Regions from separate parts of the Homo sapiens genome. Here region 1 is linked to region 2. Evidence: read pairs that join two places in POLR2A ChIA-PET (ENCODE). Cell type or tissue: B cell. All regions are shown on one strand. Links, peaks and the distances in the headings refer to the core of each region. The heading gives the core; the rest is flanking DNA.

Region 1 (5,394 bases), core at 282-5,281, 600 kb before region 2:
AGAAGAAAAAGAAAATATGAACCTAAGCTGATTCCAGCAGGAAGAAATTTTCCCACATGCAGAGGTATTCACCATGAAGCAAGAGATGGTAAGAGGCCTCCGTGTGAAATTGGAGCTCCCCGAATTTACAGACCCAGGAAATCAGGGCAGGGTGTTAAATCTTCTCTTACACCTAAACCTATGACCTGCAACTACCTCAACCACAGAATTTCTCAAAGTGAATCAAACAAGGTTCAGTTGGATTCAAAATGCGTTTATGAATCACAAGAACAAACAACTGTCTCCAATCACCTGCCTCAGGAGAAGCACTAAAATTCTCAATCACCATCTTTTCTTTCAAACAATTTAAGAATTGTATAACTAGGCTAACCCTAAACATTCATCATAGTACAAGAATAGTTAAAAGTAGTAAATGAAAAATTCTGATCTCAAAACAATTCACATTTGCATCTAAAATGTTACAATGAAACCACATAACTCCCTCCTCAAAATGTTTCATGTGACGTCTCCTTGAAGTGGCTTTCACTTTAGCTATGTGTGGCTTCCTTTATTTGCTTCAGCAACAAAAATATGAAAATGAATACAGGCATACCTCACTTATTGTGTTTTGCCTCACTGCACTTTGCAGGTATTACATTTTTTACAAATTGAAGATTTATAGCAATTCTGTCACAAGCAAGTCTAGCGGTGCCATTTTTCCATCAGCATGTGCTCACTTTGTGTCTCTTGTGACATTTTGGTAATTCTCACAATATTTCAAACTTTTTCATTATTATTGTATGTTATGGTAATCTGTGATCCATGGTTTTGTATGTTACTATTGTAATTGTTTTAAAGCACCTCATGTCACACCGATATAAGACAACAAATTTAACAAATAAATGTGTGTACTCTGACTGCTGTGCTGACCAGTCATTTACCCATCTCTCTCTGTCTCTCCTTGGGCCTCCCTACTCCCTGAGACAAAATAATATTGAAAATGAGGCTTATTAATAACCCTAAAATGGTCTCTAACTGTTCAAGTGAAAAGTTGCACATGTTTCACTTTAAATCAAAAGGTAGAAATGATTAAGTTTATCATGCAAGGCATATCAAAAGTGGAGACAGGCCCAAAGCTAGGCCTCTTGCGCCAAACATCCAAGTTGTGAATGCAAAGGAAAAGTTCTTCAAAGAAATTAAAGGTGCTACCTAGTGAACACACAAATGATAAGAAAGCTAAAGAGCCTAATGCCAATATAAGAAAAGTTTTTGTGGTCTGGATAGATCAAACCAATCACAAAATTCTCTTAAGCCAACACCTAATCAGCAGCCAAGACCCTAACTCTCTTCAATTCCATGAAGGCTGAGAGAGGTGAGGAAGCTGCAGAGAAAAAGTTGGAAATTAGCAGAAGTTGGTTCATGACATTTAAGGCAAAAAGCCATCTCCACAACATAAAAATGCAAAGTGAAGCAGCAAATTTTAATGTAGAAGCTACAGCAAGTTATCCAGGAGACCTTGCTTAAGATCATTAATGAAGGCGGCTACACTCAATAACAAATTTTCAATAGGGATGAAACAGCCTTCTATTGGAAGAAGATGCTGCCTAGGACTTTCACAGCTAGAGAGGGGAAGTGAACTCTTGGCTTCAAATTTCAAAGGACAGGCTGACTCTCTTTTTAGGGGTTAATGCAGCTGGTAACTTAAGTTGAGGCCCATGCTCATTTACCATTCTGAAAATCCTAAAGCCCTTAAGAATTATGCTAAATCTACTCTGCCTGTGCTCCGTAAGTGGAACAACAAAGCCTGGATAACAGCACATCTGTTTACAGCATTGTTATTGTTTGCTGAATATTTTAAGCTCTTGGCTGAGATTGAGATTTACTGCTCAGGGAAAAAAAAAAAATCCTTTCAAAATATTACTGCTCTTTGCAATGCACCTAGTCATCCAAGAGCTCTGATCTTGTACACAGCACCCATTCTGCAGTCCATGGATCAAGGAGTAATTTAAACTTTCAAATTGTACTATTTAAGAAATATATCTCATAAGACTGTCACTGCCATACATAGTGATTCCTCTAACAGATGTGGACAAAGTACATTGAAAACCTTCTGGAAAGGATTCACCATTCTAGATGCCATTAAGCACATTCATGATTAATGAAAGAGGTCAAAATATCCACATTAACAAGAGTTTGAAATAAACTGACTTTAAGGAATTTAAGCCTTCAGAGGAGGGAGTAACTGCATATGTGGTAGAAATATCAAGAGAACTAGAATTAAAAGTGAATCCTGAAGATAGGACTGACTTGGTGCAATCCCATGATAAAATTTTAATGGATAAGGAGTTGCTTCTCAAGGATGAGCAAAGAAGATAGTTTCTTTAGAATCTAAAAAATCTACTTTCTTTGCTCATCCTTGAGAAGCAACTCAAAGGATTTCCAATACTACATACATTTAGCTGATAAAGCAACAGCCACCCCAAGACACTGACAGTTCAGATGATCATTAGCACAACGGTTATGTATTTTTTAAGTGAAGTATGTACATTGCTTTTTTAAACATAATGCTATTGCACACTTAACAGACTACAGTATAGTGTAAACATAACTTTAACATGCATTGTGAAACCAAAAAATTTGTGTGACTAGCTTTCCTGTGATATTCGCTCTATTGTGGCAGTCTGGAATATCTCCAAACCGACAATATCTCCAAAATATGCCTGTATAAAGCCACAATATCTCTAAAATATGCCTGTATAAAAAGGCAACGTCTACAAAAAAAGGCTAACAGTGTACAATAACTAGCACTACACTTTTTTTTCATAGCCTTAACCTAGGGGAAAAACTTAAGGTCCAATTAAAATGACTTTTTTATGGATCTCATAGTTGGTACTTCTTTTTATGTTTTGGATCGTTTGTGTTATAACACCATAATAAGGTCAATAATGCCAAGAAAAGCATAATTTATGGTCCAGTCCCATTGTTGTGGGCCTCAACTACATATTTCTACAAAGAAGACAAAAATATCTGCCCCACGAAAAGTATTAGATTTTTCTCCCACAGAAAATGCCACAGATGTTCAGCCAAAATGATTTCCAGGAGCAATGATATTTTATATAAAAAGAAATCCCTAATAACAAGTATTTTCTATCAATTCACTGACACCATCTAATATATTTGGCCTCATCTTGCCCTGAAGTTAGTGTTATGGTGGTAAAAGCCCAGGATCTGAGTCACGACTTGGAGTCCAAATACCTGATCTACCACTTACTCACTAGGAAACTTTGCATAAGGTACTTAAAATGAGGTAATATACATGCAAGGCATGGATATTAATGTCATTAAAATTTTTAGAATAGAAGGGAGGACAGGAAGTACTTTGCTTCATTATTCTTGTATAATAAACAGAAATATCTTCCCCAGTCAATTTTTTTGTTGTAAAAAAACAAATGAAGAATAATGTGCCAGGCATTGCACTAAGCACTGGAGAGATCAACTGGATAAGACCCTGCCCCTCAGAGATTTCTCAGTTAATGAAGAAAAAATGTTGCCAACATTTGTGATCCATCGTGCGTACAACAGACAAGTAGCAGCACAGACAGCTGGTAAGGGTTTCAGAGAAGTTTCACACAGGAGAGACAGATTAAAAGTGTTCCATGCAGAGGTAAAGCAAATGAAAAGCATGGAAGGTGTGCTTCAGGTTTTTAAGTCCTTCAGCTCAATCAACTTTTATTATATGCCAAACACAGATAAACAATCAGAATACACATATAAATAAAAAATGTTCTCAGCTCCCAAAAATTTATATTCAAATAAATTGGAGACTTAAAATAAGTTCAGTACAATGTAACATATGCTATATTATAAATATTTTCAGAATTCATGTGATAGGGTCAAATTCCGTAATATACAGAGTTCCTGCAAACCAGTAAAAAAAGGGATCAACCACCAAGTAGGTATCGGCATAATCAAGTGTTCGTTTTAGAAAAATAATCCTAGTGCCAATGTGACAAAACATATGTGTATGCAAGAGAAAAAGGTTGAAAGCAGAGACACTGATGTTGGGAGGCTCCTGCAGCACTAGGTTAGAAGTATTTAAAAGACTTGAACTGAGAGGTATGTTTAATTGACTGGGATGGGTGGTGGTGACATCACCAAGCATAGGAAACACAGGAGAACAGACATCCAACTGTATTTTCACCATACCCATCCACAGCAACTGTTGTATATAGGGTTTGAGAGACAGCTCAAGAGAAAAGTCTAGGTTTCAAATACAGATGTGCCAGTGATCAGCCTACAGGCATTAATCAATCCTGTAAGTGTAAGGACATGAGACTGCCTAGAGAAAGGTATAAAGGAATGAGGGAACATCAACATTTAGGATTCAGTCAAGATGAGATAGCAAAAAGTCAAAAAAGAAGAAATTCATGAAAGCCAATGAGGACAACCTTTCGAGAAAAACAAGGTGACACCTGTCAAATATCACAGAAACCAGCCATTGGACAGCCACTGCCAACCTGCCTCCATGGAATGGTAGGGCCCCCCAAATGACTGTACAACGGATTTGACAGTGGATAGGAGGTGAGGAAGTGTATTACTTTAATGAAAATTACTACTACTTCTACAAGTAAAAAGCATGTCTTTCAAAGGAGCTGTCCAGCAGCAAAATTACAATACCTAACATATATTGGGAACACTTTCTGTGCAGGCACTAAGGCTAGACATTTTACATAATATTCCTCTCGTCGTTACAACAACCTTAAAAAATTAGTATCGTTTCCAAATTTCTGTAAGAAAAATGGGTTCAAGATGGTTACATGACTTGCCCATGGACACACAGTTGGCATATGGAGGACAGAGGATTTAAATACAGATTTTGTCTAGCTGTAAACCAATGCTCTTTCCACACTGTGATGCTGTCTCCCCATCACTGGAAGTATGTGGAGGGAGGCAGAGTGAAGAGTGGCTTGTTAACCATCTAACAGAAATATCTTTTCTTTTTGAAAGACAGCTTAACTAGCTTACGTCTGAGCCCTCTTCCACCTTCAAAAGTCTATGATTCTATCTCATATACCCTGCTCACAAATGAGTTACAATAGCTGCAGAATTTCAAATATAATGCCATCTTCTTTCTTTTTTTTTTTTTTTTTTTGAGGCAGAGTCTCATACTGTTACCCAGGATGGAATGTAACGGCATGATCATGACTCACTGCAGCCTCAACCTCCTGGGCTCAAGCGATCCTCCCACCTCAGCCTCCTGAGCAGCAGCTGGGACTACAGGCATGCACTACCATGCCCAGTTTTTTTTTTTTTTTTTTTTTTTTTTTTTTTTTTTTTTTGTAGAGATGAGGTCTCACTATGATGTCCAGGCTGGTCTCAAATTCCTAGGCTCAAGTCCTCCCACCTCAGCCTCCC
Region 2 (5,394 bases), core at 307-5,306:
TGAGGAGTACTTTTTGGTAACTGTCTAAAACTATGAAAGAGAAATTCATGCATTTATATGGACAGGTATTCCAATAAGAGAAAATGGCACAACAAGGGCAAAGGCTCTGGTAGGATGTGGATATCCACAAAAGAGCCAGTTGGTCAATGTTACTGAAGCAAAGTAAGTGAGAAATAAAAGAAACAGTAATTAGATGGCATCAGAAAGATAAGTAAGGCCGGATCTGTAGGGCTGTATAGGTAATGATGAGAATTTGGTATTTTGGAGAAAGGCATTAGAGAATTCTGAGAGGCATTGTATTTGTCTGTTTACACACTGCTATAAAGAATTGCCGGAAACTGGGTAATTTATAAAGAAAAGAGGTTTAATTCACTCACAGTTCCACATGACTGGGGAGACCCCAGGAAACTTACAATCATGGCGGAAGGGGAAGCAGTCGCGTCTTATATGGCCGCGGGTGAAAGGAGAGAAGGAGGAATTGTCAAACACTTACAAGACCATCAGATCTTATGAGAACTCATTAGCTTTCACAAGAACAGCATGGGGGAAAACTGCCTCATGATCTGATCACCTCCCACCTGGTCCCACCCTGGACATATGGGGATTATGGGGATTATGGGGATTACAATTCAAGATGAGATTTGGGTGGGGACAAAGAGCCAAACCATATCAGGCATCATATGATTTAAATTGATCAGAGTCACAACTATATTGATCACAGACCATACAGGGCAAGAAGGACAGATAAGACCTGACTGGCAACTACTCCCATAGTCCAGATGATAGATGATAAAAAGATGCTAGTTTCCACTAGGATGACAGCAGCAAAGACAACCAGAAGTGGTTAGGTTTGAAATATGCCATTGTTTTTTAGTATAGGCAATGGAATTTACTGACTTTGGTGGTGGAATATAAAAGAAAGTGTGTAGTTACTGATATTTCCAAGTATGTTGGTAGAAGCGGAGGATGGAATTAATTGCCATTTACTGAGATGAGGAAGATTGAATGAAGAAATGGTTTGTTAAGAAAAATCAGGAGTTTGGCTTGGGACACGTTAAATTTGAAATGCCTACTATGTTCCAAAGTTTGGAAGTAGAGGTTATAGGGAGTACCAACAGAAAAAGCCAACAACGAGCAGCATTTGAGGTAGGAAGAGAATCAAGAAATCTATTGACCTGGATGCCAAGTAAAAGAAAGATTTTCACAGATGAGGTAGTGGACAGCCACATTAAATGCTACTGACAGGTCAACTAAGATAGGACAGATAATCAAATTTTTGATTTAACAACATGTGTATGTATATTTGTATGTGCATATTTATGTATTTCTCCTTAAAAATTAGTTATCATAATAATAAGCCTTTCCAAATATTGGAAAGATGATTTACTGGGAGAGGAGAGAGATTAAGATAAATTTTGTAATGAAGCATGAGCTCTATGATACTTTGGGGACAATTCTGATGAATATTTTGCTCTAATTTAGTTTGTCCCAAATACGTCTTATTAGCTGTTTGTGGAAACAAGAGTGAAGCATGATGCTATTTTAGAAACACATTTCCTGACATGTGGTTTGGAATCCTTCAAGAAAATGTAGAGGAGGAGACAACATTCAGTCTCCAGCTGGTATGAGTGTCTTGTGGAGAAAGTGAACTGTCAGGGAAAAAAAAATCAGAGCATTTTTATCTGTCAGACATTAAGGTCCATTCATAGTGAAAAATCGTAAACTCAGATCCCTGATTTGAGCCTGTGGCTGAGATTTCAGCCTAAGCAAGAACACTTCTCCCTTTGTTAGTGTTTAATTTTCTTTTCTCAGTACTGCCGAGTTCACTTATTCAAATTTGGCTCTTGGTAAAATATCAGCAAGCCAATTAATCCATTTCCTTAATGAGAACTCTCTATTATAAGAATGGGTAACTGCATAGACTTATATTGAACCTATCAATCTTGAATTTGAAGGGGAGAATGCCAATTATCCAGTCAATCTGGTTCATTACTGCAGTATTGGACCACGTCGCTAAATAAGCCCACAGTGCAACTACAATAGCATTGTGGGAGTGGAGAGCAGCGCCTGGCGCTGAACATTTGTTCACGGCCCATTATATGCCAGATTGGGTTAGAAACTTTATGCACACCCTCTGGTTCCATGTTCTCTGCCACCCTCTGAGGAATTTCTACTTAGTTTACATTTTGAGAAACTGAGGCTAACAAGTTGGAGAGTTAGTGAGCTGTGAAGCCACCAAATAGCCTCCAAAAGATGGCTACTCATAACAACCTGCTAACTTTATGGTCTCACTTCTTGAATTCTGTAATGATTCAAATGATTCTTTCCAATTTTGGCTTCTCCTTTGTTCTTTTCTTGACATTTCAACCTGATGTCCATACAATGCCTCTGAATAAAATATCACTCTCATCACTATACTATTATCATAATAATTCCCAAATATTTAGCAAGCACTCAGTCTACATCTGATGTGTTAGGAATTGTTGGTGAGGGAGGGAGAAAGGAGGGAACCTTGTACTTTGACTCCTCTCTAAAATCTACTTCATGAAACATCAGATTGTTGGAAGGTCCAAATTATATGTATGAAAGGCCTTTAGGATTTGTAAAGCTTCAGCACCATTTTTAATATTATCATCACCATTTTAAAACTTCCCATAAATAAATTTTAATATTTTAAACACTTTGAAAGTGAATTATTTTAATACTTAAGTCATTTCTAATTTTAAAAAACTATATGACACATGAATTTTTCTCTCTTTTCTACTGTATATGGCTTTCAAAACGAATGTAGGAAACAATATTTATCAAATTTTCTCCTTAAATGGGTTAAACTGTAACATTTTCTCAGGGAATGAATATATGTACTATCCTTTATTTTTTGTCTGCTTTCTACTTATTAAGTCAATGGAGTTTTTCAGTTCTCAGAAAAATTTAAGTTGCAATCATTTAAAGTAGCCAGAGATTGCATTTAGCAACATTCAGCTAATGTTGATAACCCTTCCTGGTGCTTATATTGTATTAATAGTTTGTTGGGGGGGGACTAAAAATGAATAAACACACAAAGTAATTTCAGAAAGTGATAAATGCTGCAATTTTTTTAATTAGTAAAAAAAATTTAATTGAAGTCTAGTTACAAGAAATAATGATATATTTGTTACACCATGCTCAATATCACGTTATATAAATAAAACATTCATTTAATATTAGTTTTTCCTTCTCTCATGACATCTTCATAACACTTCTAATCAGGTATTAATATGTAATAATTAATATATTAATAAATTCAAATCTAGAATGTTTCCTTTATTAGACTATAAATTTGATGAGAACATATCAGAGTTTATAGTTCCATAGTAATTATATGTATGTGGATATTGGTTGAATATCTCTCCCACAGAACTGTAAATTTTATGAGAGTGTGTGTTCATCATTGTATCTGCCATGTTCAGCAGTGACTATCTCTGAGTAGATGCTCTCTACCTTCCCCCATTCTCTCTTTGTGTGTGGGTGTGTGTGTTTATGTGTGTATATATGAATATATATATATTCATTTACCTATTCATTCTTTTATATTGTATAAAAAGAATAAATTCTTTCTAAAATTATTGGGCATGTACTATTCGTTGAGTATTGTTACAGTTACAGTAACATAAGACAGACAAGTCACTGGTCTCATGAGCTCACATTTGAAAGTGATAAACAAGGGAGGGAGTGTTCTTTATTATCTGTCCTTCTTCAAAATTCTAACTTTACCCCCATAGCCATTCGCCAGTGAAATATCAGATAGTAGTTAAGTACTCTGGAAAAAAATAACATGTTAGTATAAAATCCAAAAACAATAAAATTAGCAAAAAATTTTATAGTACTTGCTATGTACTAGTATCTGTTTTTGCTGCTTTGTAACAGCTCAGTCCTACTATCCAGGTTTTACAAATGAGGAAACTAAAGCACAGAGTGTTTAAGTTCTTGCCCAAGGTCACACATTTGGTAATAAGTAGAGATGAGTTTTGAACCCAGGCAGTGTAGCTCTACATGCTTTAACATGGCACTAGATTACATCTAATACTTAGAAAAGGCACACTTAACCATTTTTAGTATATTCTCTAACAGTTTGTCCCACTGCAAATCTGACAGACCATCTTTCTATGTAAAATCATTGCTAAACATCACAAAGGATTCAATTCAGATGGAAGTCTGGGTCCAAATTCAGTTTTACCTGTGTTTTATGCAGATGGACTAAAGCACCTCTCAGAATCCAGTAAAAGAAAATACCAAATTCTAGTTTTTATAGGTTGAGTTAAATTTAGTTATGGCTGTCATGTACCTAACTTTTTAACACTGTCCTTTGCTCTGTTCTTTGGCTGCTTTATTGCCACAGTTTTATTGACTCTCAAGAGTATTGTGATAGTTAATTTTAGGTACCTACTTTCCTGGGCCACAGGATGCCCAAATATTTGGTCAAACATTATTCTGGGTGTTTCTGTGGGGATAATTTGAATGAGATTAACATTTAAATTTGTAGTCTGAGCAAAGCAGATTGCTTTTCCAAATATCAGTGAGCTTCATCCAATGAGTTGAGTGCCTGAATAGAACACAACTGGAACCTTTCCTTGAACTGGAATGTCTGTGTTTTCCTGCCTTTGGTCTTGAACTTAAGAACCAGCCCTTTCTGTATTTCCTTCTGCTAGCCTTTGGACTAGAACTATACCATGGGATCTCCTAGTTCTCAGGCCTTTGGACTTAAATTAAAACCACACCATTGGCTTTCCTGGGTCTCTAGCTTGCCAGCTGCAGATGTGGGGACTTACGAGTCTCCATAATTGCAAAAGTCAGTTCCTTATCATTAATCTCTTTCTATATAACATATGTACATCCTATTGGTTCTGTTACTCTGGTGAACTTTGAATAGCACAAGTATTGATTTGATTTTAAATCTCTATGACATTTTCTTCCCTCAGTCTTTCAATGGTAAAATCAAGATGAGGAAATAATCTGAATGCTAGTTTAATCATATCGTGTTACAGTTTGTTGTTGGAGCTGAAACTGAGTGTGGAATATTGACATGGAGAGAGGGCTGGAGGGCTGGAGATGAAGTGAGAGATATGCAGAGCCCTAGAAGGCAGACAGAGAGGAGCAGAAACATGGGCCATGGCAAAGCTATAAAAATCCATAACAATTCAGGAGTAACTAACTAAAGTTGTTTTAGGAAAATAACATGAAAATGATTAAAATATTCCTTCATGAGAAAATGTAGTTTGTTTAAGATCCTGTGGTAATTTTCAAGTACTTCCTAGGAAGTATTTTAAGAAAGTAAAGGGACCTGTTTTAATGGGTGAAAAGTTCTACTGACTGTTAGTAGATGAATGTTAAATGCCTTGCAATGTGGAGGACAAT

What was found. ChIA-PET counts read pairs that join two places held together with the same protein. Peaks named below come from ENCODE experiments on the same cell type or tissue, not always from the same donor. Only the 100,000 strongest peaks of a DNase experiment are listed, where the experiment ranks them.
Region 1: POLR2A ChIA-PET joins it to region 2 with 10 read pairs; 1 of 35 experiments calls an interaction of 5 or more read pairs at or near these places.

Annotation. Positions count from the first base shown.
Region 1 is chr4:101,327,992-101,333,385 of GRCh38, forward strand. The region is part of intron 1 of PPP3CA (protein phosphatase 3 catalytic subunit alpha); the gene reads right to left. It overlaps MIR1255A (microRNA 1255a), which reads right to left and starts at 2,423; the gene lies at 2,311-2,423. In B cell, for the core only: no CTCF peak of the experiment used is centred there; a DNase peak (open chromatin) is centred at 510; H3K27ac peaks cover 2,236 bases.
Region 2 is chr4:101,926,754-101,932,147 of GRCh38, forward strand. All of the region lies in intron 7 of BANK1 (B cell scaffold protein with ankyrin repeats 1), which reads left to right. Among named protein-coding and RNA genes, the nearest start is that of BANK1, 140 kb to the left of the region's middle. In B cell, for the core only: no CTCF peak of the experiment used is centred there; no DNase peak of the experiment used is centred there; H3K27ac peaks cover 3,894 bases.